2 separate regions of the Homo sapiens genome follow, and region 1 is linked to region 2. Evidence: chromatin loops called from intact Hi-C (ENCODE). Cell type or tissue: PC-9. All regions are shown on one strand. Links, peaks and the distances in the headings refer to the core of each region. The heading gives the core; the rest is flanking DNA. Region 1 holds the start of LOC105372567 (a long non-coding RNA gene). Region 2 has its middle 34 kb from the start of LINC01747.

Evidence for each region. Hi-C counts contacts between places; a loop is a spot of excess contacts. Peaks named below come from ENCODE experiments on the same cell type or tissue, not always from the same donor. Only the 100,000 strongest peaks of a DNase experiment are listed, where the experiment ranks them.
Region 1: it touches region 2 in a loop (3-fold over the local background); 5 of 110 quality-filtered maps call a loop at or near these places.

Annotation. Positions count from the first base shown.
Region 1 is chr20:22,769,238-22,785,819 of GRCh38, reverse strand. It overlaps LOC105372567 (a long non-coding RNA gene), which reads right to left and starts at 13,010. Exons shown (of 3, transcript XR_937350.3): 1 at 12,940-13,010; 2 at 12,184-12,288; 3 at 11,604-12,080. In PC-9, for the core only: no CTCF peak of the experiment used is centred there; a DNase peak (open chromatin) is centred at 9,829; H3K4me3 peaks cover 443 bases; H3K27ac peaks cover 2,185 bases.
Region 2 is chr20:22,710,855-22,727,436 of GRCh38, reverse strand. No RefSeq gene overlaps it. Among named protein-coding and RNA genes, the nearest start is that of LINC01747, 34 kb to the right of the region's middle. In PC-9, for the core only: no CTCF peak of the experiment used is centred there; DNase peaks (open chromatin) are centred at 9,756 and 10,516; H3K27ac peaks cover 2,188 bases.

The DNA.
Region 1 (16,582 bases), core at 5,026-13,025, 59 kb before region 2:
AATACAAAAAAATTAGCCGGACATGGTGGCAGGCGCCTGTGGTTCCAGTTACTCGGGAGTCTGAGGCAGGAGAATGCTGTGAACCTGGGAGGTGGAGCTTGCAGTGAGCAGAGATCGTGCCACTGCACTCCAGCCTGGACTACAGAGCAAGATTCCGTCTCAAAAAAAAAAAAAAGGACCACTTGAGATAAGCATAGTGAATATGGAGAAGTCACCAAGAGGCCAAGAGGTAAAAATAATCACATAACAATAGACACGGGATACGAAGGCGATGGAATGTAAGCAGAGAACCCGATAGATGGGATACAGCAAGTATCCAAACCTATAATACAAGAAAAACAAATTTGCAGAGCACAGGACACAACATACTCCTGGAAAATCTGATATGAAAAATCGTCCCAGCCTGGCTAAGTTCTTGAAAATCAAGGAGGAAGAAAGACATCTATGGCATCCAGGCAGAGTTATTGAATTATAAGGAAAATCTGGCTTCCATTTAACTTCCCCACTTGAACACTTGGTGCCAGAACACTCCATTGCCTGCTTACAGAGTGTGGGGCACTGTGTTGAACACTGGATATCGTCTACAGCCATACCACCCTGAGCGCCCCCAATCTTGTCTGAATACTGAGCATGTACAGGCACATCTGGGAGATATTGCAGGTTTGGCTCCAGTCCAGCACAATACAGCAAATCAGCTAATATTGCAATAAAGTAGTGAAACAAGGTTTTTGGTTTCCCAGTGCATATAAAGCTGTTTATACTATATTGTAGTCTATTAAGTGTAAAATAGCATTATATAAGAAAAAACAACCTACATCCTTTAATTTAAAAATACAGCCGAAAAATGCTATTGATCATGTGAGTCTTTATTTAGTGATTTGTAATCTCTTGCTGGTGGAGGGTTTTGCCTCAATGTTGATGGCCACTGACTGGTCAGAGTGGTGATTGCTGAAGGTTGAGGTGGTATGGCAATTCCTTAAAAGATGACAACAATGATGTTTGCCACAATTGATTGACTCTTCCTTTCAGGAAAGAGTTCTCTGTAGCATGCGATGCTGTTTGACAGTGTTTTATCCACAGTAGAACTTCTTTCAAAATTAGAGTCAACCTTCTCGAATGCTGCAGCTGTTTTATGAAGTTTATGGAATATTCTAAATCCTTTGCTGTCATTTCAACAATGTTCACAGCATCTTCACCAGGAGTTGATGCTATCTCAAGAAACCATTAAGTTTGTTTACTCATAAGAAGCAACTCCTCATCTGTTCAGGAATTTTTTAATTTTAATTTTAATTTTAGATCCAGGGACTACACATGCAGGTTTGTTACAAGGGTATATTGCATGATCCCGAGTTTGAGGCTTTTTTGTAATGAAATTCCAGCAATTTAGTCACATCTTCAGGCTCCACTTCTAATTCTAGTTCTCTTATTTTTTTTTTAACCACATTTGCAGTGACTTCCTCCATTGAAATCTTTAACCTCTTAAAGGCATCAATGGGTTGGAATAAACTTCTTCCAAACTTCTGTGAATGTTGATATTTTGACCTTACCCCATTAATCACAAATAGTTTAATGACATCTAGAATGATGAAGCCTTTACAGAGGTTTTCAATTTATTTCCAGAGGTTTTCAACTTACTTTGCCCAACTTAATTTATCCATCAGATAAATTAGATAGTAATTTATTTAATTATGGCAGCTACAGCCTTACAAAATGTATTTCTTAAATAATAAGATTTGAACGTTGAAATTAGTCCTTGATCCATGAATTGAAGAATGGATGTTTTGTTAGCAGGCATGAAGAAACACTGTCCTCATACATGTCCATCAGAGTTCTTGGGTGACAAAGTGCATTGTCAATGAGCAGTAATAATTTGAAAGGAATCTTTCTTTCTGAGCATTAGGTCTCAACAGTGGGCTTCAAATGTTCAGTAAACCCTGCTGGAAACAGATGTTCTGTCATCCAAGCTTAGCTGTTCCATATTTATCTACTCTGCACAGGCAGAGTAGATTTAGCATCATTGGCCCCTAAAATGTCAGTCTGTCCTTTGAAACTCTGAAGCCAGTCTTTGACTTCTGCTTAGCTATGAAAGTCCCAGATGGCATCTTCTTCCAAGATAAGGCTGTTTCATCTGCACTGAAAATCTGTTGTCTAGGGTAGTCAACTTCAACAATAGCTTAGCTAGATCTTCTGGATGACTTGCTGCAACTTCTACATCAGCACTTGCTGCTTCACTTTGCACTTGTATGTCATGAAGATGGCTTTTTTATTTTCCTCCAACCTCAAGAATGAACATCTGCTAACTCCCAACTTTTCCTCTGCAGCTTTCTTGCACCTCTCAGCCTTCATAGAATTTAAGAGAGTTCAGAGCTTACTCTGAATTAGGTTTTTGTTTGATTTTCTTTTGGTTTGATCTTCTATTTGGACCACTAAAATTTTCTTCCTATCAGCAATAATGATGTTTTACTTTCCTATCATTTATATGTTCTCTGACTTTTAATTTCCATCAAGAACTTTTTCTTTGCATTCACAGATTGCCTAACTTGGTGCAAGGGGCTTAGCTTTCCATCTATCTTGGCTTTCAACATACCTTCCTCACTAAGCTCAATTATTTCTAGCTTTTGATTTAAAATGAGAGACATGTGACTCTTCATTTCACTTGAACACTTAGAATCCATTGTACAGTTATTAATTAGCCTAATTTCCATGTTACTATGTCTCAGAGAATAGGGAGGCCCTAGGAGAGGTAGAGAGAAGGAGAAGGGAAAACGCTGGTCAGTGGGGCAGTCAAAACACATAAACGGCTGGGTGCGGTAGGTCATGCCTATAATCCCAACACTTTGAGAGGCCAAGGCGGGTGGATCACCTGAGGCCAGGAGTTCAAGTCCAGCCTGACCAACCTGGCAAAACTCCATCTCTACTAAAAATACAAAAATTAGCCAGGTGTCATGGTGTGCCCTTGGAATCCCAGCTATGCGGTAGGCTGAGGCAGGAGATCACTTGAACCCAGGAGGAAGAAGTTGCAGTGAGCCGAGATCATGCCACTGCATGCCAGCCTGGGTGACAGAGCGAGACTGTTTGAAAAACAAAAGCCACACAAACTATTTCTAGATTAAATTTGCCATCTTATATGGGCACGGTTCATGGTGCTCTAAAACAATTACAATATTAGAATCAAATATCACTGATTAAAGATCATCACAACAAATATAATAATAAAGAAAAATTTGAAGTATTATGAGAGCTAACAAAATTTGACACAGAGAAAGAAGTGAGCACATGCTGTTGGAAAAATGGTGTGGATTCAAGGCTGTCACACACTCCAATTTGTAAAAACTGCATTATCAAAGACATGCAACGAAGGGAAGCACAAGAAAACAAGGTATGTCTTTGTTCTCTCACTTAATACTCACGGGAATTGGTGGCAGAACATTTTTACTTTTGTCCTTCCAGAGACCCTCTCCACCCACCTCCACCCTCATTTCTGTCTCAGAAAAAGTGGTGTGCTAGTAAATGTTAAACAACAGGCTCTCCAACAAAGAGGCCCATGTTTGCAGTATTTGTTGATGCCTTTGATGCCTGTGGTAGACAGACTTCCATTATGCCCAGTTTCAAGCTACCAGGGTGGTGCTAAATAGTCTTTTAGTTTTCCTGTTCTCAAGGTTCCATTTGGGTTTGTCCATTCGAGACCATGACCCAAAGATAAGGAGGAAAGATGAGTTATGTGTTTCTCCAGCTCCCCCGCTTCTGGTTTTATCCTTTGACAATATATTTTAGCTCCTGTCAAGAGGCCCTATTCATATGTCCCTCCTTGTCCCTGGGTTTAGAAACTGCTCCTTCCTGTTTTTCACTCAGGCCTGGGGTGAGAGAGGTGTAGAGAAAGTCACTCTGCTGTCAGTAGCTGACACTTTGCAAATATTCCCTTATTAAACTGTCTTCAAATTACCAGTTTAACTATGCCTTTTCTTCCTTGCTATGATCCTGTCTAGAACATCATTATTGTTTCATTTTACAGATGAGAAAACTGAGGAATGAAGAGATTAATTAGCTTGCTAAGGATTGTACAGTTAGGCTGGGCTTAGTAGCTCATGCCTGTAATCCCGGCACTTTGGGAGACGAAGGTGGGTAGATTGCTTGAGCCCATGAGTTCGAGACCAGCCTGACCAATATGGTGAAACCCCATCTCTACAAAAAAAAAAAAAAAAAGAAAAATTAGACTTGTATGGTGGTTGGGGTGGGGGTGGGGCAGGCAGCTGAGATAGGATGTTCATTTGAGCCCAGGAGGTAGAGGTTGCAGTAAGCCAAGATGGTACCTCTGCACTCCAGTTTGGGTAACAGAGAAAGACCCTGTCTCAGCAAAATAAAAGAAAGATTATACAGTTAGTATAGGAGAAAGCTGTCAAACCAAGTAGTCACACACAGAGTTTGAGCTCTGAGCCAAGAAAACTGCCTCACAATACAGAATGCATAGGCAAAGAAAGTGTAACCCAAAAATATCCTACGCAGCAAGTTCTCTTTTAGGTATAGAAGCAACAGACAGATATTATCAAACATAAAGGAAGACATGATTATGGAATCCATGGCACATTTTAAATAAACTTCTTGAAAATAAAATAAAAACAACTAGAAGATGAAATGAAGCATTATCACAAAAGCACAAGTGATAAACTCAAACACATTTCTATTTTAAGTAAAGAATCCTATTTTAAATAAAGTATGGCAATAGCCAGAAAAATATGATGAATGTGGCAATGAAAAATTAATGCATTTTACCAACAAATAATTAGAGGTAGAAGATGAGGAATGAGAGGAAGTATGAGTGTATCAATTTTCACATTTTTCCTTGTGATAGATATTCCTTATGTCTAATAAATCAAGAGACAGATTAACTCAACAAGTAATTATTAAGTGTGTACTAACTTTTGAGTGTGAGCTAGGTGCTAAGTGATGCTGGTGGACAGCAGCAGTCTCTGCTCCGAGGACCTTACTGTCTAGAAAGAGATGCAGATTGTCACCAAGTGCCATGAAGGAGAGAGACACCACAGTGTGACAGTGAATAGCCGGGGGGATCAACCCTGCTAGGGAGGTCAGGGAATGTTTCCTTGAGGAAGTGACAACCAAGCTGATATCTGTGAATTATTTGCAGAGTAATTCTCTGTGAATTACTCTGTAAAGTGTGGGGAAGAGGGTTCTAGGCAGAAGCGCGTATCGTGATATGCAAGGGCAGTGGTAGCTCTGAGAACTAAAAGGCTGGTAAGATCCACTGTGGGGAGAGAGAAGCAGCATGGTCAAGGATGTGCTGGAAGATGGGCACTCCTAAAAATTCTTTGGATGCAAAGCCTTGCAGGACACAGCATATATCATACATCGTGATCCTTATTCTAAGGATATCATCCACTGTGGTGACTTTAAGAAACATCTGCTGATTCTTTGCAATCCTCCCATCATGGAGCAGACTAGATCCCCTCCCCTTTAATTTGGATTGGACTTAGTGACTCATTTCTAATGAATACAAGTGGCAGAAATGATGCTGTGTGACTTCCCAGGCTAGGTCATGAAAGGATACCACCTTTACCTGGCTGATCTCCTCTCTCTGTCTCTCTCTCTCTCTGTTCCTCTCTGTACTCACCCTTGGAAGCTGGCCACTATGTTGTGAGGAAGCCTGGGCTGCAGGGAGACACTCCATGCAGGCATCTTAGCTAAGAGTCCCGGTTAGGTTTTCAGCCAACACAAGCATCAACCACCAGATATGAGTGAATGAGCCTGCAGATGGCTTTAGGCTCCAGCCTTCGAGTCTTCCAGTAGAGGCCTCCAGTCTCATGGAGCAGAGACAAACTGTCCCCACTGTGCCCTGTCTGAATTCCTGCAATGCAGAAACCAGCAGAAATCATAAATAAGTATTGGTGTTTTAAGCCATTAGTTTTAGGGTAATTTATTATGTAGCAAAAGATAATAGAGCAAATTGTTTTAAGCAAATTTAGATACATTGCTTAAAGTTACAAAGGCCTAAAATAGATGTGCAAGTGACCAAAACTAGAAGGAAGTACAGGGCTGTGGAAACCAGTGTGATGCCTGTGTTTTCTTTTATGAGATGGAGTCAATAGATACTATCTAAAGTTGATAAATCAAGAAACAAAATATTAAAATGTATCACATGAAAAATAAGCAATCTAAAGAGCAAAAAGCAGGAAGCAAACACTGTCGCACAGAAATAGAAACTGAAAAGACCAAGTGTGATTACAAATGTAGATGCAGAAAACATACATTAAATAATAGGACATTTGAATCACTGGCTATTTAAGGAAATAATGCACTTTGGACAAGTGTTGTAATAAGTAGCCCAATGTCAGAAAAACCTCTTAATATAAAGCACCATAGGAAAGAGCCAAGAAAAACAATTGGTAAAAGTTTGAGAAGAAGATATGTGTATATCCCCAGATCCCCAACTCACTCCTTCCTCTGATACAGATTCCACATAATCAAAGGTTTTACCATAATAAAAATACAGTATAAAATTATGGATGAATGTGTATCACCTTGGAGTGAAATAGGCCTTTCTAAGAAAATTTTGAAAATCTATGAAGGCTTTGAAGACACAATTGGTGAATATGACAACTTAAAAATAAAATCACTAACAAATGCAGAAGACAAAAAATTGAAAACAATCATAATGCATAAAAATGTTATTTTCTGAATTTATGGAAAGCTCATACAACTCAATAAGAAAAATCATATAACCCCTAAAGAAAAATGGAGAGTGGATATAAAAAATAGCTACAAGAAAAGAAGTACTTATGGATTATAAAAAATTAAAAGATGCTCCATCTCATGGCTGAAGGAAAGCAAATGATAGCAGTAGTGAAACACCATTTTTTGTTGTTCAGCTTGACAGAAGTCTGATAATACTGTGTGACGATGAAGAAAGAGATGCTCTAGACAGAGGAAGTTGGTGTGGCCCTCATTAGGACAATTTGGCAGTATTAACAAAATTTTAAACACACGTACTTTCAACCACACTAATATTTCCATGACACTCTGGTTATTCTATGCCACATTTGTTTTGCATGACAGTTTAAGATAAATCTTTGCCTTGATGGGTGACAGGATCCCAGACTCTTCTTAATTCCTAATCATGCACATCATTCTCATACCTGGGAACCAAGGTTCAGGAAAATACAAAGCAACTCACTGGATTTGATCAGTCTTTGCTACTGCCCCATCTGAAGGTCTTTTCTTTCCAATTTGTTTGGTAGAGGTAATTCTAAGGCTATGAACTAGATTGATGGAGGAAGGAAATCTTTACAGGATCATGGTCAGGATAGGTTTAAATTGACGATATAATGAGGCTTTCTAATGAAACATTTTGAAAATTAGCTGTGTCTTCTCCCAAAGAGTCTGTCTACGCAGCCAAGGTTAAAATCTTGGCTCTGATTATAGTGGCCCAAAGACTGCTGGGGAGAAGAATTGTTGGAGGGTTCTCTGGGATTATTCAGTTTGTGTCAGCAGTGTACATCTTAGATCTGCCTCAGAGTCACAGGGAAGCAAGCATCTACCATGAACATCTGAGACCCTCACATGTTCTTCTACAGGAATGGGTACTAACGACATATTAAAATCATGCTGGCACTGGTATATTGTGGTTGCTATGATTGATTATTTGTGTCCCTCCAAAATTCATGTTGAAACACCAATGCAATTGTATTAAATGATGGGGCCGTTACAACATGATTAGGAGGTGGTGGGATCAGTCCCCTTATAAAATGGCTTGGGGGAGTCTGTTTTACCCTTTTGCTCTTCCACCATGCAAGGACACAGCAAGAAGATGCCATCTTGGCCTATGGCTGTACCACCCTGAATGCTCCCAATATCATCTGATCTTGGAAGCTAAGCAGGATCAGGCCTGGTTAGTACTTGAATGGGAGAAGATGCCATCTTGGAAGTAGATAGCAGCCCTCACCAGACACTAAATCTGCTGGTGCCTTTAATCTTGGACTTCCCAGTCTCTAGAACTATGAGAAATAAATTTACATTATTTATAAATTACCCAGTCTAAGGTATTTTGTTAGAGCAGTAGGAATGGACTAAAACAGTGATCTTCTAAAGGAGAGAGCATCTACCTATGGGTCACTGGTAAAACATATCCTTTCCTCTGATCTGATATATGTCTGGACCATAGCCATGCCCAGGCCAGCTGCCATCTCAGAGGCATTGGAGAAGGCCAGCCATCAAAAGGCAACTCGTTGTTATCCATGAAATACACAGGTTCAGCCTGCCCAATGAGTTGTTCGAATATGTAAGTTGAAGATGTTCCATTGACATTGGCTGCTTATGGCACTTTTCCAAGGAGGATTGGAAGGAGGACCAGGAAAATCACTGGCTGCATTTTCTAAAAAGTGGCTCTTTATAATTTTATTTATCAATAATACAATATAATTATGAAGAGCTGTACTATGGGTAAAATGGGAAGTCTAGGGGCATGGATTACAGTAGGAGCCATCAGAGTTAATATAATACTGCCCTTCTTACACGGCCTCAGGAACCCCAGCCCCTGCTTCACCATATTGACCCTGCAGCACTGCAGTCTGTTCCTTCGCAGCTTCACACCACCCTACCCGTCACAACTGAACCTCCCACAGCACTGGGGTAGTGTTTGCTGCTGGGGACTTTCCATAGTAGAAAGTTCTGCCTCCTCTATGATGGCTTCTCTTGCCAGCTCTGCCTCAGGCAAGTTGCATGAGTTCTCCAAGCTTTCTTGTTCTGTCTCTGAGTGTGGGATAAAATCACAACTGCTGTGAAAGGATGTTGAAGCACCTAGTACATGCTCAGTAAGACGCCTCATGGCGTCTCCATCGATGTGTTGTACTTTAATTTTCTGTATGTGAATGGCTTATTTTCTCAGATGGTGAGCTACTTGAATACTGGTAAGGTGTGTAATCCTTCTTTTTATTCTAGATAAGGTTTTGATATCTTCTCAGTAAACACTTCCTGCAGATTGAATAAACAAGGTATTCTCTCTTCCCTATCTTCCTGGCTAGAAATATTTCCCTGCATTATGGAATGAGAGTAATCTCTGATGTCTGCTGGTCTTCATCAATCAAGGATCTTCACATGGTGGTGACACAAGAAAGAGACCCCAGAACCATGAACTTTGATGCCACCAGGAGCATCTGAACTTTGCTGCGGTCAATGGTCACAATGATGGATCCTGATTCATCATGACTCGTGGTGTCCACTTTTAGTCTGGCTCTGGGCTTGGCCATATGACTTGCTCTGGCCAATCACACATCAGTGACATGATGCAAGCAGAGGCTCAATAAGCTCATGTGCTTAGGGCCTGGGTGCTTAGTAGCCTCATGAGGAGCCAAAGGAAGACCAGCAGAAGAGCTGCCCCTCCACCACAGAATGAAGAATAAGGAAAGATGAGCATGCCGTTGTTGTAAGACACTAGATGTTGGGGTGACTTGTTACACAGCAATAGCTGACTGAGTATTAGCTTTGTTCCTTCCAGGTGGGCTTACTGGGAGTCTGGAGGCATGGTGGCTGGCAGATCTTCTTGTCAGCCTTGGACACTCTTGTCTGTATACTGGTAGAAAAATCCTGGGGAAGACTTCTGATCACTCATGCTAGGGCGACAAGTACATCAAGGTCTATTTTCTAGGCCAGGGCAACAGGATGCTGCGTTTGACTCCCCTGGTTTTATATTCCTGTCCCTGAGGTCAGAGAGTAAGCTCTCCAGAGAAGAATAAGCCAGGGTGGAGAGAAGCTTGGCAAGAAAAGCAGACATCTATTGTCAGGTGTCTGTGCCCCTGACTCATGGGTGAGTGGCTTCTTTGGAATTCATGAGTTGCCCTATGTTCTGGAACAGGATGAGACTGTCCAGGAACTATCTTATCAGGTATTTATGCAATCGGCATTCCTCTCCACTTGGAAAAGTGCACATCTCTACATCTCTGTGTGCCTTTCAGGACTTTCTATCCATTTATCATTTTCCTTTATTCCCATAGTGCTTTGGTCAGTGTTTCTTGGATGTCCACAAGGAAACTCTTCCTCTTTGAAGTATTACCTTCTCCTGCCCAGTCACCCTGCTGACGTGGGTCAGAAGAGCAAAGAATTTCAAACATGTTCACCAAAGCCTGGGATTATCTCTTTAGCTTTCATTTTAGAAACTTCCCTCCCATTTGTTTCTTATTTCTTCATAGCTCCTATGAATTGAACACATAAGCATGCACACAAATACACAAACACACAGGCACACACACACACACATGTGACACTCTCACAGTAATGCAGACACACATAGACACACATGCAGAATTGAGTGTGGAATGCATGTGTTGTTGGGGAGTGTGGGCTGCTTGCTCAAGCTAGCAGCCGCTTTCCACAATGACCCCACTGACCCTGCTCTTTGGGAAGCAGCATTTCTGCCTGCTAACTGATACATTCCTCTTCCAATGGATATTCTATCTCACACTGCCATACTGCTTACCACTTCTGAAAACTTGGTGCAGATTAGCTCCTCAATCCAAAATGGCCCTGTGGGAGAGGTATCAATGCCTCCACTTTTGTGTGCAAAGCAAACAAGTTTCAGTGCACTGAAGTCAAGTAGCAAACCCTACTGCTTGTCTTCTGGACACTTAAAATTCAAGTACAAAGCTGAGCTCACCGTAACTTTCCCCAACCCAGTATCTTATTTCTTGATGTTTCCTGTTTACCATATTTACCCAGTTGCTCCCACCCCAAGCTGGGCTGGCAGGTCCCCCTTCTCCCTCAGCCCCACATAAGTCCAGCAGCAAGCCCGGTGGATCCTTCCTTCAACAGGTGTCTCACACAGGCCCGGGTCCCTTCTGCTGATGTCTCCATCCTAGAGCAACCCAGCACCACCTCCTGCTACTGAAGCTGCTCCCTAATTAGCCTCCCTGTGCCCACTCCCCTCTCCATTGTTCTATATACAACAACCGAAATGAACTTTTCAGACTGGGTGTAAGCTAAGTTAAGCCTCCCCTCTGCATAAACCCTCACCGGCCTCCCTCTGCTCCATGAAAGCTCCAGTCCTCACCATGGTCCCAGAGGCCCCCTGTGGTCCAGTCCCAAATCTATTACTGGCCTCTTTACTCCATCTCTTTAGTTCGCAAGGGAATGAAAATTCCCTTCCAGATTTTCCCACCTGCTCTTCCTGGGGACTTCAGTCCTGGAACTCTGGTTCACACACTCCTCCCTCTCTTCTTATGGTTCACTCCCATGCCCCATTCTCAGAGGCCTCCACTTAGTCTTGTGCCCCCAGAGAGGTTTTGTGCCTCCACAGCGTGTTTCCAGAATTGCAGGTGCACTTTCTCCTCAGGTGCAAGGCCCCACTGTTCTGTATGCAGTCTGTGCTCAGTGGGCCTGGAATGAATGATGGGTTCAAAACCTGGAAATGTCTGCCTGTTTAGATGACACAAGAGGCAGCCCCCAGGAAGGCAGTGGCTCGGAGGAGAAGGACATCAGCCTGCAGGATCAGAGGGAAGAGACCCAATCTCTTCCCTGGCCTCCTATATTTCTCTCAATCCAGGGCAGCTGCAGGAGGGAAGGAATGTGATCACATAAGGCAAGATGTGTAGGGAGACTAAAGACCTGCTTCAAAAGTATGAAGGGGCGTTTCTGGTTGGAGGCCAGCCATGGTTTTCAGCAGGAAAAGGAGGTATGTGTTAACCTACTAATGAGCTTATATTCCCTGATGCTGACCCTGATGTGCACCCCAGGCTGCCTATATTTTCCACTTTACAAGAGTGTTTGGGCATCATTAAAACAATCCACATGTCATTAACCAAGAGTACACTAAGTGCCAGGCCAGTCCTTCACATTTCAAATAAGTTGTAAAACACTCCCCTTTTCCTTTGGGGTGTAGAAGCAGACTGTGGACCTCAATTCCCTCCTCCATGAATTAATGGATGTCACTAGATGGTCTGCACACTGCTTCCTCTCCCCCATACTGGGTTCTTCAGATTTCCAGCAGGCTGGGACGTGTGTCCCTAAGATGTGACACGGGTTCTGCAAGGCTTCCACAGTGTGCAGTTCCATGGATAAAATATCTTCCATGAAGACTTCTAGAAAACAATAGTGCATTGTTTCTACCCTCCCCAAAGGACTGGAGTTTCCCGATTTTCTCTAGAGTCCTTTGTTTTGCTGTTGAAACAGTCTGTAATTTACCATTTTTCCTCTTTCCTCTTATCCTCCAGATTTCTCCATTCTCAGTAAGACATTACTGGAGCAGTTGCCAGGAAATCCTGCTTTGAGTGCACTCACTTCCCGGCCCTAGGAGAAATGTGGTCAAGTTAATCATTCACTTTTCCAAGCCCTTCTGCAATCTTCCTTCAAGAAAGGAGATCAAACCATTCCCTCAGTGCTGGCTTTGAGTTTTCTGATCCTCATAAGGAGAAGACTAGGCTAAAACCATTCAAACGTTGACTTTGCCACCTCTTAATGAAGAGCCTTCATCCTTTCCTAGTGCAGACATTCATATCTCTATTCTTAGAGAGAAGTTCTAGCCTCACGGATGATTATCAGGAAACATTTTTTTGTCTTCCATGTTAATTGTGGAAGCTTATCTCAAGCTACATTTTATTAAGATAGGATTTAATATTTTATGCTAGAAAATCTAATGCTAAAATAACAACCTGTAGCTCTCCCTCAGGTCTGCAATCAGACATGGCTTCCCTAGTTTCTGGGAGGTTGTGTGGCATCACCAAGAAAGGAAGACTAAGGGAATCACAAAAACAAGCTCAGTAACGTGGGACCTTGAACTTAACACACAAACCCTCTAAGGCTGAGATCCTGATGAGGAAAATGCAGCACAGAACAACCTTCAGCACAGGTTTATGAGCCCAGGAGAGCTCAGCACACAGTGAGCAGCGGGCCAGGAGCTGGTGTGACTGAACTCTGCGTGTTTAAGTCCCTGCTACTTACAAAGAGGTGGTCACTGTGCTTTTCATGTACGTGTTCAGTAAATATCAGTGAATTGCATTCTTTCTGATATTAACAAACTATACGTTTTGTCTCCATAGATATCTGAAAGAGCAGCATTCTAGAACTCTTTAGGGGCCTAGCCAGAAGGTCGGATTTCTCACAAGTCTGCCAGCTCTTGCCAGCCGCCCTCCATTGCTGTGTGTCCACTGACTATTGTTGAGTGCAGTCTTCTTGCTCCTCGCATCCCTGACAGCATCTGCAGGAGATATACTTAATTTTCCAGGAAGCTGGCCATTTCTCAATCCATAAGAAATGCCTCTGCAGAGATCAGGAATCATTTGCACTTCCCACTGTTTTTTTTAATTTGGTATGTTTGTTTTCTCCCCCAACTCTAATTTGGTGTTAATTGTTTTGTTGTTGGTGGTGTTCCTTTTTCAGATTAATGATGAGGTTCTCTCAACATCTAACTCGGAGCAAAGTCTTCCCTTCCGTACTGTGTCTAACATCTTCTTGTCCTTTTGGGGACAGGGGGACTTAGGGCCTTTGGCATTGGACACCATGGATTCAGATTTTTCTCCTTGGACCTGCTTCCTGGGAAGAAATCTTACTCTTTGAAATCCTTTATCTTTGGACATTGTTCATCTCATTCTCCTCTACCCCCACCACACCAAGTTACATCACCCATTGCAGTCACAACCCGTTTGGGTGATAGCTTCTTGTGGAGCAGCTGGACCCTGGGCTAGACCCAGAAGCTAGACCTGGAAATGAACTGGCAAGACACCCATGTCTGTATGCCGCACTGGTGGCCTCTATTAACTCTCCCTCCAAGTAGAGAATGCCAGCATGATTGTTTGCTCTGCCTGGGTGAACTGCTTCCTCTCCAGTCTTTCCAGATCCCTGGCATCCAAGTGGAACATACGTGAGTCTACCCCCATCCTCAGAGAGCTGACTGAAGGTTCTGGTCTTACAGCCTAGCTCCGGCAGCGCTCAGCCTCCCGAGTTGCTGTGATTCACAACTCTTTATTTAGTGAAACATGAGACTCACAGGTGACCACAGATGCCACTAGCAGATCCAAAACTACAACAGGGAGAGGATGACCTACTTTGCACAATAGACTCAATTTTCTGCAACAGAGATCCTTATTACAAACATACAAAATAGCATATTAAGTGAAATAACGGGTCCATTCAGTTCATTCAAGCCAGTATTCTATCTCCAAAAAAGGCATGAAGAAATGTCCAATGAGGAAACCTGATGCCACGTCTTCAAGGCATCTTTCTCCACCTCCCCCACCCCTGGGTATCTCATGCAACAAGCCTCCCCCATCTTATGGATGAGGGGAAATCCTCAATGTCTTCATTCTTTCATACTCTATTCAAAGCACCTGCTTCCCCTGAGCACCTTCTTTTCTGAAGGTTGTTCTCACTTTATTCCTCCAGCTCCTCTCTTTTGCAAATGTTACCCTTCTTCTTGGTAACTTAAGGGCTGGGGAAAAAACCACTGTTCATCAGTGTGTTTAGTGACCTCCTCCCAGAGACTCCTCCCTCAGAGCCACTCATGCTCCCTCCTCATCCCAAGCTGTGTCTAGCCCTATGTACACTCCTTAAAAAAATGCTTGGTATAGGCAAGTGTGAAGTTTGCAGCTGGTAGAGCAAATGACTCCCTAGCTGTAGGACATATACCAATGGCTCCCAGTTGAGGAGATGAAAATGCAGAATGTCAGTTCCTCTTCCTTTGCTCACTTAAACAAAGAGCCTCTAATGCCCAAAGCCTGACTTGACTTAGAATCTTTTTGTATGGCATAGGAGATTAGGCTCAGTCCTCACTCTTGATTTACTTTTTTTTTTTTTTGTATGTGTTCCTTGGTTTTGGGTAACAAGTAAGAAAATCAGATATTATCAACAACTCTTTATTAAATTCATCCTATTACTATTCTCATATGAAAAAATACAGGACATTTTATCAAGCAAAGGGAGACAGGGAGCAAAATATCCCACTGCCAAGGTCAGAGTATGCTGGAGCTGTGACAGGCTGCGAGTGCAGTGTGGAGCAAGACTGTGAGTGCAGCAGCTTATTTTGGGGGTGACCCCAGAGAGTAACAATGGGGAATGGGGTGAGACAGAGGAGGAAGGCCATAAATGACACATGTTCAGGCATCTGTGGGCTACTGAAGCTTAGTCCCTCTGGGACTTCCCTGTCCACAGTGCTGCCCCACCCCAGGAGTGAGGAAGCTGGGCCAGAGGTCCACTAACTCCCATTACCCTTGATTAAGTGCACATTCTAGGGATGTCTTTGCTGCCCCACATGAGAACCAAGCACATTCCTGTGCCCAGAGGCAACCCTTGAATGGGGGATTTCACTCACATGCAGTAAAAATGTCTGTAGAGTGCATGGGGCAGTGAGTGCTCAGGGGACACAGGAGGGTGTGTCAGCATAGGCTTGAGGAACCCTGACTCATTCCTACTCTCTATACTCCCTGATGTAGCCATTTTTATTTTTTCTTGTTCTTTATTATGTTGTATGTAGGTAAGTATGCAGGTGTACATGTGTATATGTTTGTGTATGTGTGTGTGTCTGTATTTATGTAAGTGTGTGAATCTGTGTCTGTTGGTGTCTGTCTGTATGTGTGTGTCTGTCTGAATGTGTGTATATATATATTTACATTTGTTGCCACGCTAGTTGATATGGTTTGGATGATTGGCCCCTTCAAATCTCATGCTAAAATATGATCCCCATTGTTGGAGGTGGGGCCTAGTGGGAGGTGTTTAGGTCATGGGGGTGGATCCTTCATGAATGGCTTGGTGCCCTCCCTGCAGTAATGAGCAAGTTCCCTATTAGTTCATGTGGGAGTTAGTTGTTTAAAGAGCCTGGCACCTTCCTCCCTTCTCCCTTTCTCCGTCTCTTGCCATGGGACATGCCTGCTCCTCATTCACCTCCCACCATGAGTAAAGGCTTCTTGAAGTCCTGACCAGAGGCAGATGCAGTTTCTATGCTTTGTGTACAGCAGGCAGAACTGTGAGCCAAATAAACCTCTTTTCTTTATAAATTACCCAGACTTAGGTATTCCTTTATAGCAATGCAAAAAGGACTAACACCATAGTAATCTTGTAAAACTCAACCAAGCAAAATTATTGGACAATCACAGGGTAAGTGGCACCCAGGTGAGTGTGTTCATGACTTTCTAGATGAAGAGTTGTCAAATTTTTCCTCTAAAAGGCCAGATAGTAAATATTTTAGGCTTTACATGCCATGTAGTCCTTGTGGTAACCTCTCTCCTCTGCTGTTGCAGTGGGAAAGCAGCCTGTGGGTTTGTACGTTGCCTGTGACTGCTCATGGATTTGCTGACCATGGTCTAGAGTATGATCTATGCATTCATTCTGTTCTTAATCACCTCCCAAACCCAGCCCTTCTCCATCAAAGTTTTCCCCTAAAAGAAACCACCTTCAGGATCTGAACACCTAAGCTCTAGTTCTTGAAAAGAAAGTCCCATTCAGGTCCCACTAGCATCCTAAAATAGCATAATCTGGCAAAATGCAAGTTCATATTTGTATTTCCCATGCTTCTTCACACACAGATGGACTTTATCTTCAAATATTATTTCAAATATAATCAATTTCTCTCTTTCCCTTAACCTATGGAATC
Region 2 (16,582 bases), core at 5,201-13,200:
AAAACTCCTCTCCAGGGGGTGTTTTGGAAATTTCTAGATGTGTTTTTGGTTGTAAAGTGATTGGGGTGATACTGGCTTTAGAGAGTGAATCACATGGAATGTCACATGCACTTCAATGCACAAGGTGCTCCCATGTCAACAAACATGCCCGCCTGCTCCACACACTTTTGAGGTGCCCACTGCATGTTTTTGTAGGTAAAAAATTAATGATAATTATTTCACCTAAGAATCTAAATCTGACTCCCTAAGAAAAACAAAGTGTTTGTCATGGTTTTGATTGGCACTGAATTTTCTAGGATATCCAGTTTTGTGCAGTGAGAGGAGAAGGTATTGTTTCCTTTCAGGGAATGAACAACAGGTTTTCAGTGTTTTGGAAAAAGCACACCATATTGTGTATGTGTTCATTCTGGTAGTATCAGTAAGAAGGTTGTCTTCTAACTATCAGGAAACCCAGACTCAGGATTCAGTCAGCGCCCAATGACATCTGCCTTCTATGTATGTGTATAACGTATATACATATACACACACACACATACACACACACATACAGGTATAACATAGATATAATTTTAATATAGTTTTATTTTGATGGTACATTATGAAGTTCTATATGTATATGATTTTGTAAGCAACTTCAAATATTTTGCAGAAGGGAGATTGATAAAACTGAATGAATGAATGAATGAATGAGTATGTGAATGGGAAGTTACACAACAACCAAGAAATCACATAAAATCTTCAAAATCTGTACAATTTCCTTATTCAGTTAGTGACGCTGATGTTCTTAAAATAGTCTGTCTCTTTAATTCTTTTTTGTTTTCCCAAAATGGAAATATATAATTAAAATTTATTTTTAGTTACATAAATAATACAAGCATGAGGCCGGGCACAGTGGCTCACGCCTATAATCCCAGTGCTTTGGGAGGCCGAGGCGGGTGGATCACCTAAGGTCAAAACGTTGTGACCAGCCTGGCCAATATGGTGAAACCCCATCTCTACTAAAAAAACAAAAATTAGTCGGCCGTGGTGGCACATGGCTGTAATCCTGGCTACTCAGGAGTCTGAGGCAGGAGAACTGCTTGAACCCAAGAGACGGAGGTTGCAGTGAGCCGAGATTGTGCCAATGCACTCCAGTCTGGGGGACAAGAGCGAAATACCATCCCAAAATAATAATAATAATAATAATAATAATAATAATAATAATAATAATACAAGCATGCATTCTCCCTGCAAATATTTAAACATTTGCCACAGCTAAATTCCCCACTGAAAACAAACCTAATCCCAATCCTCTTCCTTTAACCCAAACAAGCCTTCCCTTCCAGAACTTTTATCTGTGCTTACCTACACCTATACCTGCATCTGTATCTATTTTTACATAAAAAGTGTTTCCAAACAATATATACAGCATTAAAAATAAACATTTTTGCAAGATGCTTATATACATTGCTATGTTTGAATGTTTGCCTTCTCCAAAACTCATATGTTGAAAGTAAATTGCTGTTATCATAATATTAGAGATGTGACCTTTAAGAGATGATTAGGTCATGAAGGCACTGCCCTTATCGATGGGATTAATGCTATTATTAAAGGGCAAGTTTTGGCTCCTTTTGCCATTTGCCAAGTGAAGACAAAGACTTCCTCCCCACTGCAGAACTCAGCGTTCAAGGTGCCATCTTGGAATCCAAATGGCCAAACCAACCAGCACCTTTATGTTGGACTGCCCAGCCTCCAGAACTGTGAGCCAATAAATTTCTGGGTATAAGTTACCTAGTTGGTGGTATTCTGTTATAGCAGCACAAACAGACTAAGACATACATGTGAAATGCACATACACACACATGAACAGGATATATTCTTACTGAAGAGTATATTATGCTGTGTGTCTCAGTCTTCCTCTGTCACTATATCTAAATCCTCTCCACTCATTTTAACTGCTTCTTAGTAGGGTAGAGTATAACTAGCCCACAACTGATTCAGCTCTTCTATTGCTGAGCATTGAGTGTTCCTAGCTTCACTGTAACTGCTGCAGGGAATGCCCTAGAGCACACCCCAATCCTAATATGATGCTTGGTTTGATGATCTCCTTCACATGAACACAAGCTCCTTGATTTTAGGGACCTGCATGTTGTGAGTCCACAGTTCTAAGCCCAGCACATGGGCCATGGGAGTATTCAGTAAGGATTGTGGGATAAAACAATGATGAGCAATGAAATAAAGGAATGGTCATTAAACTAATTCAGGTAAGCAATAAAAAGGTGTGAATGCTGTTTTCTTATTTACATAGTCCCTGGAACAGGAAAAAGAGTAAGATAAAAGATACAAGAAAAGATGGTAAACTTATGAGTATAGCTCTAACACATCATGGAGGAAAAATTACCAAATAGCCCCACCAGCTGGATTGCCAAATGAATTTAGTGATGACACAGATGTTTTAAAAATCAAATTTAAAATGACCCGGTGCAATGACTCATGCCTGTAATCCCAGCATTTTGGAAGTCTGAGGCGGGCGGATCACCTGAGGTCAGGAATTCAAGACCAGCCTGGCCAACATGGTGAAACCCCATCTCTACTAAAAATACAAAAATTAGCTGGGTGTGGTGGTTGGCACCTGTAATCCCAGCTACTATGGAGGCTGAGACAGGAGAATTGCTTGAACCCAGGAGGCAGAGTTTGCAGTTAGCAGAGATCGAGCCACTGCACTCCAGCTTGGGCAACAAACAGTGAAACTCTATCTCAAAAAAAAAAATCATATTTTAAAAAAGATAGTGGCTCATCCATTTTATCCAGTATTGTTTACCCACTTATCTTTGTTGATGTGAAGCCCCAGGCAGGTATCACTGTCTACTGGTGCTTTCGAGAGGCCAGTACTGGTTCCAGATCTACCAGGACTGACCCTCACCTCCTGCCCTGATGTGCCTCTGGGAGGGGCTGCCAGGCTGACTGGACAGAGGTGTGAGCTCTGAGAACTGGACTTGACCTCTGCCACAGGGAAGTCAGGCAGGTGAGAGGGGCTTCTCCAAAACAAAATCCTCCATAAAGAAGGCATCTGCATCATTCTTTAGCTGCTGCCCAACCTACATACTGAGCGCTCAAAGGAGTCTCCTATTCACCGAGCATCTTTTTTTATTTTATTTCATTTTTTTTTTGAGACAGAGTCTCTCTGTTGCCCAGGCTGGAGTGCAGTGGCATGATCTTGCCTTATTGCAACCTCCGCCTCCCAGGTTCAAGTGATTTTCCTGCCTCAGCCTCCCAAGTAGCTGGGATTACAGGCATTCACCACCACCCCCAGCTAATTTTTGTATTTTTAGTAGAGACGGTGTTTCACCATGTTGGCCAGGATGGTCTCAATCTCCTGACCTCATGATCCACCCACCTCAGCCTCCCAAAGTGCTGGGATTACAGGCTTGAGCCACCGCACCTGGTCTGAGCACCTTCTTTGAGGCAAACATTTATAGCTGGGCAGCTGGGATTCAGCCTGCAGTGATTCAGCTCATGAGCACAGCACAAACAGAAGCTGATCTGCAGACACATTAAACATCTTGCCTTCATTACTCTAAGTGAAGTAACTCTGGAATGGAAAATCAAATACCACATGTTCTCACCACAAGTGGGAGCTAAGCTTTGAGTACACAGAAGTATACAGTGGTGTAACGGACTTTGAAGACTCAGAAGAGAAAAGGTGGGAGGGAGTGAGGGATAAATACTATATATTGGGTACAATATATACTACTCAGGTGATGGGTGCCTCATCACCCTCAGACTTCCTCACTATACAATTCATCCATGTAAGCAAAAACCACTTGTACCCCCAAAGCTATTGAAATAAAGAAAGATTTAAACAAAAAAATCTTGCCTAGGGTCCCATGGCCCAGTAAAGAGCCTATCTGATCCCAAACCCCGTGCTCTGCTGGCACCTGTGTTCTGCTTCAGCAGATCTCAGCAAGGCAGCCCTGGACCCAGCACACCAGCCATGACCCCAAAGGAAAGGCTGCTTCCCCATGGTCAAAGGATTGTTGGATGGGACACATTGCTGTGGACTCTCTTTGTGTTCACATGACTTTTCTTTCGGGTCCTTAACACTTTCTCCTTTCTTATCTCACTTCTGTTCTTTCCACACCCTTCAATCTGCTCTGAAAGCTCTGAAGCACCCACCCCAGCATGGGGGACTGGAGCAGGCTGGCTGAGCAGGTGCCCTGTAGGCTCCACGGCCAAGCCCCTGGCAGCCCTTCTCTGCTGGTGGGCCACCAATTGGTGACGTCTGTACTCAGCTGCTGGGGGGACTGAGTTGCAACTGGCACTGCCCTGGGATGGCTGTGGCTGCAATGGCATGCTGGCTGGACTGTCCCCATCAGAAGCATCCCAGCAGTGCCTCACCCCCTGCATGGATGTCCCTGGGAGTGGGCCTCTCTACTAGCTCTGAGCTCCTCTTCCTTCCCCTTGGGACAGCCTCACTTTTCCTTCAGGAAAGGCAAGGCCCTTGGGCAGGAAGTCCCACACCCAATGGAACAAGCCCTTCAGGGAGCCCTTGACCCTGCTGTCAGCCTCAAAAGGAGACAGGGATGGATTGCAGCAGGAACATGTGGTAATGGGCCATGTCAGCCCAAGAAAACATAAGCTTAAGGAAGTGATCACTTGACATTTTATATACAAAAATGTCATTATTAAAGAGAATCATGAGGACTTCCATAAATATTTAAAACCCACTGGATAAAATATGACTATTTTTATGTTATGTATTTTTGTGAGCCTTATCATAGTGTAGAAAGAGTAGAATATTTTATGAAGAGTTTTACATAGAACTCATAACCTTCTCCAAACTTTTACTCTTTTTATTTGCTTTCTATTATTATACATTAGTATAATGTCTTTCCAATAATCATCTTTTTCCATCATTCATATAAGTCACGAAGTCATTTGTGTTTCATTACTTTTATGCTCATCTTGTTCCCAAGAAATGGATTTCTTTTGGAAGATAACAAAAGATCCATTGCATAATCCCATTCTTTCTAAATCCTCGAAAGAGACCAACACTTTTATCATTTTCATTGTTCTTAGGCTCTATTCTTTCACCTTTAAACTGTCCATGTCTAATCTATTCTATTCTAAACCTCTGTGGATAATTTGTTCTTCACATGCCATTTTAGGAGGGAAAAAAAAACTTATATAAAAACACTTAAGAAACAGACAGCTTAAAAAAAATGAGCAAAGGAACCTGAATAGATACCTCAGAGAAGAAGAAACCCAAATACATGTGAAAAGATGTTCCACCTCATCAGCCATCAGGAAAATGGAAAGTAAAGCCATGATGAGCTATTGTTACTGTCAAAGATAAACAGCCCGACACTAGGTAAAGGGGTAAGGACCGATTTTAGTAATAACTAGTGAAATAGGGAAAAGAGTCCTCCATGAAGGGAACTCAACTTCCATTTGTACGCAGGTAAACTGGCATTTTAAAAGGAGAATGAAGAAGTAGGAAGTGGGCAGGCCATACAGAAAAGTTAAAATTCATGAAATATCAGCCCGTGTAAACGAGACCAGGCTGACAATCCTCAGTGTTAGGGTCTCATCCTCCTGAGACTGGGGCTGGAAGACAGAAGCCCTATCCTCAGGTATTGGCTGAAACAAACTGTAAATTATTTTAACAGCCTTAAGTTTTCCCAGGAAGGCAATTTAAATGAGGGCTAGCATCCTCTTGGGGATGTGGTCTTGTGCTGTTAGAAACTGTTTGTGCTTGTTCAAGGATTTATTGACCAAAATTGAGGTCTATTAAAAGGAGAACTCCCATTCTGTAGGTTGCCTGTTCACTCTGATGGTAGTTTCTTTTGCTGTGCAGAAGCTCTTTAGTTTAATTAGATCCCATTTGTCAATTTTGGCTTTTGTTGCCATTGCTTTTGGTGTTTTAGACATGAAGTCCTTGCCCATGCCTATGTCCTGAATTGTATTGCCTAGGTTTTCTTCTAGGGTTTTTATGGTTTTAGGTTTAACATTTAAGTCTTTAATCCTTTGAATTAACTTTTGTATAAGGCATAAGGAAGGGATCCAGTTTCAGCTTTCTACATATGGCTAGCCAGTTTTCCCAATAGCATTGGGAGATATACCTAATGTAAATGACAAGTTAATGTGTGCAGCACACCAGCATGGCACATGTATACATATGTAACAAACCTGCACGTTGTGCACATGTACCCTAGAACTTAAAGTATAATTAAAAAATTTAAAGAAAGGAGAACTCAGAGGAGCCTACCTTAAATTTAATCAAGGGGATAATCTTTTTACTCTATATCAAAATGGGCTTTAACAAAAAGATAACATAGTGTTCATAAGGATGTGTGACAAGTGGAATTCATACACTTTGGAAAATTACTTGGGGACATTTCCGAAAGCTAAAGTGTACCTACCCTGAGGTCGAAACATTTCATAGGGGAGTGCTATGTTACCAGAAAACGTGGGCAGAAATGTTCATAACAGCATTATTAGTACTAGCCAAAGCATAGAAGCAATCCATATCAATACAGACAGCAAAATAAAACCACATTCACCAATGAAGTACTACAAAAAAAAATGACAACTGCAACATTTGCAAAATCATGGCAGAGTCTACAGGCAGGAATCTGAGCAAAAGAAATCAGACAGGAAAGAGCACACACTGTATGTAAGATTCTATGAATTTTAAGAACAGGCTAGAGGTGGACTACTTCACAGCCAGAAAAAAAGAACGAGATCATGATCTTTGCAGCAACAAGAATGGAGCTGGAGGTCATTATCCTAAGTGAACTAACACAGGAAGAGAAAACCAAATACCACATGTTCTCACTTATAAGTGGGAGCTAAACATTGAGTACACATGGACACAAAGAAGGAAACAATAGACACCTGGGACCCCTTGAGGGTGGAGGGTGGGAGGAGAGTGAGGATTGAAAAACTACCTGCTGAGTACCATGCTTATCTGCCAGGTGACAACATAAGCTGTACACCAAAACCCCAAGACATAGACATGTAATTTACCTATACGACAAACCTGCACATGTACCCCTGAAACTAACATTAAAGTTTTTTTTTGGTGGTTTTTTTTTTTTTTTTTTTTTTTTTTTCAGAAAGAACAGGCTAAAGGGCTTGTGTTGAGGGAAGCCAGAACACAGATTCCCTCTGGTGGGTGGGTGATGACCGGAAGGAGCCAGAGGTGTGGGGAGTTGGGAATGTCCACATCTTGATCTGAGCAGTGCAATGTGACTCTAGATAGGCGTTATTAAACATTCACGAAGCTACACAATTAAATCATTGGACAGTATGCCAGGCATTTTAAGCCTCAGTTGTTGTTTTTTTTTTTTTTAAAAAAAAAAAGAGAGAGAAACTTAGGGCATATCAGTTAAATATAACATGCAGAACTTGTTTGGATTCTGTTTGTACAAAATCCTGTTAAAAAGCATTCATGAAACAATGAGGAAATGGCAAGTCTCAATTGAAACTTACTACATAACATGAAGTGATGATATTTTTGTATGCTCATGGTATCACAGTATGGATTTATATTCCCTGATCTGTTAGAATACATGCTGAAGGATGCAATTATATGATACTTGGCTTTGCCTCAAAATAGTCCAGTGGGGCCTTGCAGGAGGGCTGGATGTTACAGAGGACACGGGTCAGGAGTACCTTAGCGACGAGTGCATGGAAGTTGATGCATGCATTTGCAGGAAATTTTCCATAATAAAATAATTTCTTTTAAATCTGTCTTTGGGGAAGGCCATAAGAGAAAAAAAAATCTAAAATAAAAATTTTATTTTAAAACAAAGTCTGGTTTTGCTTTATCATGTAGTGAGGCGTACTGCAGGAGATCTGAAACAATGTCAGGGTGCCCCACCCCACCCTGCTTTTCCCTCCTTCCCAGCACGTGGGATCACCCCACAGGGCCAGACATAGCAGAGTCTGAGGCCTCTTCCTGGCAGGAGGACTCCCCGAGGCAGGCAGGAAGCGTCTCTACCCAAGGCTCCGGGGAGCTAAGCCTTCCTCTGAGGGACCGCCCTGGGATTGTTTTATATTTACCTTAGCTCAGCACAGTCTCCACCCTGGCTTCCCTTGTCCTTGAAAAGGCGACAGAGGAATATTCTTAGCTCACTAGCCCTGTGCATACCTCAGGCTTCCGGAGCATCTCTGCAACTGGGGCCTCTGTGCTATGCTTTTTCCAGATGAATATGTTTGCAAGGCTTCTGCTTGAACCAGGAAGCTGCAGGCCCTAGTGGGAGCTGTGCCCATAGACCACACTTCCCCCACTGCAACTCTGCTCCAAGAGCAAGTTTGAGAAACAAGATTCCCCATGCATGTAACCATATTGAGAGCTCTGAGAAGACCTAGAGTAAAGCAGAATAAAACAAAGAAAGCATTGACAGAGGAGCACCAGGGAGCATCCCTCAAGTCCTCCTCCAAATGCACTCTTGGGGAAACCTGCGCAGAAGTGTGGCCCTTGGAGCAGTCGTTCTGAACCAGGATCCACTCTGGGTTCTGGAAATCATGAGCTTTCTAAAGTCACATTTCGTGCCTTCTTTATGAAGCAAAGGTCCTTGCGTCATGAGGCTCACAAAGGGATCCCAGACCCTGAAAGAAGCCAAAACAACTGCACTTGGTGGGTTTTTCTAAGGGACAGTCTAATGTGTTCTTGATGAGTGTTAAATTTGAATGCATAACATCATCTCTTCATACATTTATCTTTCAGTGTTGTCTCTCACTTTAAAGATCTTACCTCACAAATTATAAGACAGACCAAATTCCCATTTTAAATCCAGGCACAAAGGAATCTTGAAAAGCAAGTGGCTAAATCAAGAACACATAGAGAGAGAGAGGGTGGTCTACCCTTCACGCGCATGTGGCCAACCTGGAGGAGCTTGCAATTTTAAAGATTCACATTCAGCAGATCTTTCCACTTGGCTCTCTCATCTACTCAGGATTCTGCAGAAGGTTGAATGAACTGTCCTTGTTCCACTGTGCATCTCAGGGGAAGGTCAGCTAGCAACTCCAGATTACACGGGTGCAGTGTCTACTGCGTAACCCAAGCAAGCATGTCATCATTGAAACGAAGAACCAAGTCTTAAAAATTAATGCCCCGAGGTTCAGACTGAGGGCTCTATTCTGGTCTGATCTGAGACCAAAGGGAAGGCCTTGGTATCTTATAAAAAGAAGCTTAGGCTTTATATACATACATTGTTTTTCATCGTGGCCTCACATTTGTATTATTTTATTTTATATATTTGATTTTATTCATTTATATTATTTACAGCTCATTTACAACTCATTTTATTGGTATTTTTCTTTCTGTTTAGCACACTTCCTAGTACACAAAATTGTAGCATGCATAATAATAAAATATTTGGTTTTCTTATTAAATAATAACGCATGCCATGGTAAAACACTGGAAACTAAGAATCACCATCATTCCGACATCTCAGAGGTAACTATGGTTTACACAGACAGAGCTTTGAAGAAGCAGCTCTTCTGCCCTTTCTGGAGTCTCAAGTCCTGTGTCGCTTCTTCCCCATATTAGAGAGAGATCTACACTATACATCTCAACTTGTCTGAAGTGCCTGTGAGTTTAATACATAGCTGTAGAGCGTAAATGTTCAGTTCTCCAGACTTGAGCAAAATATACTGGGAAATTGTCCTTTTACAATACATTACCAGGAAATATCCCTATAACAACTGCGGAAGGGTGTGTAACCATGGCTATTCTACACTTCAGCGCTGCATCCACCCAGTTCTGAGTCACTGAATTCCCTCCTTATCAGCCTCCTGACCTTCAGAGTTCTGCTCCTGACCCCATCTGCACCCTCCCCTCCTCAACCAACGCTGACTTCACCCAGTCCTGTAAATCCTCCAGCTTCTGACCAAATTGCATTTGAGGACAAGGAAAAGGGACAGAGTCTGGATTTCAAATGTAGATAATGAAACTTTAGCTGAACTGATCAAGGAAAAAGGAGACAACTCTAATTTCTAATATCAGGAATGGAAAAGGAAGCAACAGTGTAGATTTTGGAGACATCAAAAGAATGGTCAGAGTACATTATGGTCAGCTTGATGTCAATAAATTGCACAGCTTAGATGATATGGACAAATTCCTTGAAAAATATAACTTAAGAAATGTATAAAAAAGGAAAAAATACTTGGAATATGAATCATCCCACTCAAGGTTCCAGAGCTTAGAAATAAATCCAACAGCTTCAGGGGAAAATATGAGGAGAGTGAGGAGTGGCTCTAGATGGAAAGGAAATAGCAAGTGTCTCAAAACTGTGTTTGGTGTAGTTCCCAGAATCAACAAAGCAGAGGCCGTTGAGTGTGTTACATATTTTAGATTTGGGGAGGGTATGTCTTCGATTAGATCAAATTGGGGAATGTAATGTTTGACCTTCATGACTCCCACCTGTGAAGACTGAACATCGTCTGTTTTGCTAAGTGAAACTCAGCTGGAGGAGAGTGCAGAACGAGGAAGAGAAGCAAGCAGTCAGAGGCCACAGTGATGATGTGGTGGGGTGGAAGCCAGGAACCACACAGTGCCCGCTGAAGGACCCACCTGCACATGGCCTCCAGCCAAGGCAAGTGGAGTAGTCACAGCCTTCCTTCCTTCCGCAAAGCAAAAACTACAAAAGCTACTTATATCTTCTAAGTTCCTCATAATCATTTGCCTAAAGTATTTGCAGTTATTCAGGTATTGAATAGTTTCTACAGGAGTTTCTTATAAACTCCAACTTCTACTTATTCCCTTTTATTCCTCTCATTTCTTCAGTCTGTTTCTGTGTATCTGGATTCTGGTGTTACTACCATTGGAGATCATCTTTATTTCAAGGATCTTCACACTTTCATTGCCTTTCCTCTTCTCTTACCCAGGTCCTGTGAACCTTGGGGAGTGTACGATACCTGCTTTTGTGGTAACAACCTTGACAACCTATGTAAAGAAAGAGTTTGGGCTACGATCATTGGCATATAGTTTGGTAGAATGTACAAATGCCTTTTTGTTTCTATTTTATAGACTAAATATGGAAATAAGTGAGGCTAATTTAATTTGTAAAGGCCTCATAGTGGATCAAGAGTTTCACTTTTGGACTGAAATGACATTTTAAGAATTTGCTGGGTAATGAAATATCTTTCAACTTCTCCTTCATATAAATTTAGCTTCCAAACCTGGGATTTATTTTTGTTCTTCTAATTCCTTTGCATAGGAGAGTTTAATAAGATTTGACATTCCAAAGTTCTGCCACAGAACTTTGCTTTGTCCTCCACATTGCTTTGCACAAGATTTTTCTCTAGAGAAAAGGACATAACTATGAGAATGAATTAGTATTTTGGGCAGCAATAAGTATGGAGAGAGAATTTTTAGGGGAGCATCTATATCCACAAGTGAGGTAATCATATAACTTATTACTCTAATTGTGGCATTTTAAAATTATATTTTGAAGCAACTTTAAACTTACAGAAAAGCTGTAAGTACTTCTACAAGTTATAAAAATTTACAAGTACAGAACTTTTTTTTTCCTTGAAGCCATTTAAGAGTAAGTTGCTAAGGCAATGTCCCATCACTTCTGATTATGATAATATATATTTCCTACAAACAAGGTCATTCTCCTACATAACCAAAATAGAACCATCATAATCAGGAAATTAACACTGATGCATTACCCCATCTAGTCCTGAGATTTCATTCAGGTTTTATCAATTACTTCAGTAATTTTTTTGTAGAAGAATGATGCAGCTCAGAATCACAGGTTGCATTTATTCAACATGTGTTTTTAATTGCCTACAATCTGGAAGAGTCCCTTGGTCTCCCCTTGACTTTCATGACTCCAACATTTTGAAGAGTACAGACTATAGCATGTCCCTTAATTTTATTAGTCTAATGTTCTCTCATGATTAAATGCAGGATATGCATCTCCAGCAGGAATATCACATACACGATGCTGTGTTCTTCTTATTCCATCCTATCAAGTTGTACATGCTTTCGACTTGTCCTGTGGCTGATGAGTTAGGTTTTGTCGTCAAATTCAGGTGATGTCTGCCATACTTCTCCACTGTAAAGCTACCTTTTTCCCCTTTGTAATAAATATGTATACTAAGGGGAGTATTTTTTGACTATGTAAATATTCTTTATTTTTTCAAGCGTGTTTGGCCCCACCTTATAGCTTATAGTTTTATTTGTATAGAAATTAGAGGGAAAGGAAGAAAAGAGAAACAGGGAAAGAAGAAACCTAACCGGGACAAATATTTAAAGGCATAGATTGAGACTGTGTTGGGAAAATAAACAAATGGTCATTGTGGCAGGTAGCCTCTAAAATGGCACTTGCTGATGCCTGCCTCCTGATATTCTCATCCCTAGGTAATTTCCTTCCCGTGAGTGGGTGTTGGATCTAGTCACTTCCTTCTAATGAACAGAATATGGCAGAAGTGATAGGGCATCACTTTCTAGTGTAGGTTGTAAAAAGACTGTGGCTTTCATTCCTCTTGAAAACTGGCACAAGACAAGGATGCCCTCTCTCAACACTCCTATTCAACATAGTATTGGAAGTTCTGGGTAGGCCAATCAGGCAACAGAAAGAAATAAAGGGTATTCAAATAGGAAGAGATGAAGCCAAATTGTGTTTGTTTGCAAATGACGTGATCCAATATCTAGAAAACCCCATTGTCTCAGCCCAAAAGCTTCTTAAGTTGATAAGCAATGTCAGCAAACTCTAAGGATACAAAATCAATGTGCAAAAGTCACAAGCATGCCTATACACCAACAACACGCAAGCAGACAGCCAAATCATGAATGAACTCCCATTCACAATTGCTACCAAGAGAATAAAATGCCTAGGAATACAGCTAACAAGGGAAGTGAAAGACTTCTTCAAGGAGAACCAAACCATTGCTCACAGAAATCAGAGAAAATATAAAAGAATAGAAAAACATTCCATGCTCATGGATAGGAAGAATCAATATCATAAAAATGGCCATACTCCCCAAGGAAATGTATAAATTCAATGCTATTCCCATCAAACTACCATTAACATTCTTCACAGAATTAGAAGAAACTATTTTAAAATTCCTGTGGAAACAAAGAAGAGCTTGTATAGACAAGACAATCCTAAGCAAAAAGAACAAAGCTGGAGGCATCACACTACCAGATTTCAAACTATACTACAAAGCTACAGTAACCAAAACAACATTGTACTGGTACAAAAACTGACACATAAACCAATGGAGCAGAATAGAAAACTCATAAATAAAACTACACATTTACAACAATCTGATCTTTGACAGACCTGACAAAAATAGGCAATGGAGAAAGAATTCCCTATTTAATAAATGGTGCTGGGAAAACTGGCTAAACATATGCAGAAAATTGAACCTGGACCTTTTCATTACACCTTATACAAAAATTAACTCAAGATGAAATAACAACCTAAATGTAAAACCCAAAACTGTAAAAACCCTAGAAGAAAACTTAGGCAATACCATTAAGAACATAGGCATGGGCAAAGATTTCATGACAAAATTGCCAAACACAATTGCAACAAAAGCAAAAATTGACAAATGGGAACTAATCAAGCTAAAGAGCCTCTGCAAGCAAAAGAAACTATCATCAGAGTGAACAGGCAATCTACAGAGTGGGAGAAAGTTTTGCAATCTATCCATCTGACAAAGGTCTAATATTCAGAATCTACAAGGAGCTTAAACAAGTTTACAAGAAAAAAACAGACCAGTCCATCAAAAAGTGGGCAAAGGTTATGAACAGACACTTCTCAAAAGAAGACATTCATGCAACCAACAAACGTATTAAAAAAAAAAAAACTCAATATCATTGCTCATTAAAGAAATGCAAATCAAAGCCACAGTAAGATACCATCTCATGCCAGTCAGAATGGCAATTATTAAAAAGTCAAGAAACAACAGATGGCAGCAAAGTTGTGTAGAAATAGGAACAATTTTACACTGTTGGTGGGCATGTAAATTAGTTCAACCATTGTGAAAAAACGGTCTGGTGATTCCTCAAAGATCTAGAACCAGAAACACCAATTGCTCCAAGAATTCTATTTCCGAATATATACCCAAAGGAATATAAATCATTCTGTTACAAAGATACATGCACACGTATGTTCATTGCAGCACTATTCACAATAATAAAACATGGAATCAACCCAAATGCCCAGTCAATTATAGACTGAATAAAGTCAATGATAGACTGGAATCAACCCAAATACTCAGTCAATGATAGACTGGATACAGAAAATGTAATACATATACACCATGGAATACTATGCAGCCATAAAAAGGAACAAGATCATGTCTTTTGCTGAGACATGAATGGAGCTGGAAGCCATTATCCTCAGCAAGCTAATACAGGAACAGTAAACCATACACCACATATTCTCACTTATAAGTGGGAGCTCAACAACAAGAACCCATGGACACAGGGAGGGGAACAACACACACTGGAGCCTGTAGTGGGGTGGGGTTGGGGGAGAGAGAGCATTAGGAAAAGTGGCTAATGAATACTAGGCTTAATACCTAGGTGATGGGTTGATAGGTGCAGTAAACCACCATAATACACATTTACCTATGTAACAAACCTGCACATCCTCCACATGTACCCTGGAACTTAAAGATAATTTTTTTTAAAAAATGACTGTGGCTTCTGTCTTGATCGATCTCTCTCTCTCTCTCTCTCCCTCCCCCCGCCCCCTCTCCTCCCTTTCTTGGATTGCTCACCCCAGGGCAGCAGGTAGTAAGTCAGCCCTGTACAGGGAGCCTACATGGCAAGGAGCCGAGCCTGCCAACAGCCACATGAGTGAGCTTCACCCACTCCCAACTCATCAGACCTTCAGATGACACTGCAGCCCTGGCCCACAATTTGAAGCTTCATGAGAGCCCTTGAATCAGACACACCCAGCTAAGCCACAAATGGATTCCTGGCCCACAAAGATAATAAATATTTGTTGTATTAATCACCTAAATTTTGGAGTAATTTGTTATACAACATAGATAGCAAATATAGTCATCTTATCTAGAAGTCACTTCTCTTTATTATTCAAAGAAGTGAGGGTCAGGGTTAGTGGGTTTCATTTCTTGCCTAAAACATTTCCACCAGACCCTGCCCCAAACACCATGCATGGGCCCTGGGGGTCAGAGATCTAAAGAACACCTCCTACAAGCTGTGTGACCACATTTAACCTTGTTTAACCTCTAAACCTGTTTTTCATCTTTAAAGTGGTATCTGGTCCATTGATCTAAACCTTTTTCCTCACCTTTGAAATAGGATCTAGCCCATTAATCCCTGAGGATGATTAAAGGAGATAGAGTGCATGAAAGTCCTAACAGTCTCTGGCACATGGTGGACATTCAGTAAACATTCCCTCTCATCCCCATATCAAGCACAATAACAGCCACTAGCAGAGCAAATTAGCTTCCAACAAATGGCTGATCACAGTTCAAAGTGGATTGCAACCATTTTGCAAAAGATGCAAGCCTATATTCTGTTTCTTTGTGGTATCTCTGAGGAACAACTAGAGAGAAGGCATGGAGTCTACTCATACCCTAATGTCTAAAGACCTGCTTCACAGAAGTATCTCTGTTGCTAATCAGGTGGCCATAGGCAAGCCAGCCTCTCTGCGCTGTGACTTTCTCAACTTAAAACAATGCTGACTCCCACTTCCCAGTCCAGCATGTAAGGAGCTTGGAAGCTGTCGCTCTGTCCTCACAACAAGTGAGAAGCTGAACAAACTACAAAATCAATAACTTTTTATAGACTCTTCAGAAAAGTAAGGTCACAAGGTAAACTGCTGCCTTTAAAAGTGTAAAGATGGTGGTACAGCGAATCACAACTTAGCATAGAAGAAACTCAAAGCAGACACCTCTGTGGGAACCCATGCTGTGGTAGGAAGACCTGACCCATAACTGACAAATTGCTGGAGGTTCAGCGTGGCCAAGCCAGCAAGATGAAAACAGGCTGGGAGAGTGCAGTTAGAGGGAAACCTCAACACTTTTGTGAGTTTTACCTCCAGGAGCCCAGCATGCTTCACAACAAAAATGGGAGAAAAATTTCTTCATGCTTCTGGCAGGAGGAGGGAAATAGAAACCATTATTAAATATGCCAGAGCACTCTGCTCTTTTTAACAAGATCTGCCCTCAGGAGAAACTATTTAGCCAGAACCTAACCTAAGGTTAAGTTTTACCAGACTCTACCCTGCCTGGGAGAAGCAAAATTCCCAACTCCAGCAGCTCTACCCTTCCACATAGAAGAGAAGTACACAATTCCTGACTTGTCTATCCATCATGTCCCACCTAAGAAGTGGGGAGACAGAAAAGCACTTACAAAGTTTACAACCCAGAGTCACAGACTCTCTGAAAGACTCAAAACTAATCACAGGACTATAGAACATTTCCCCTTCCCCCACACCTTACCACCACATCATTAAAGGCCTGTTTAAAGGCATCCCTTTTACCCAATACATCATATTCAAGTATCTAGAAGAAAACACAAGGAATATTAAAAGGCAAAAAACAAACAAAGTTTGAAGACACTGAGTGAACATCAAAACCAGAGTCAGATGTGGCAGAAATG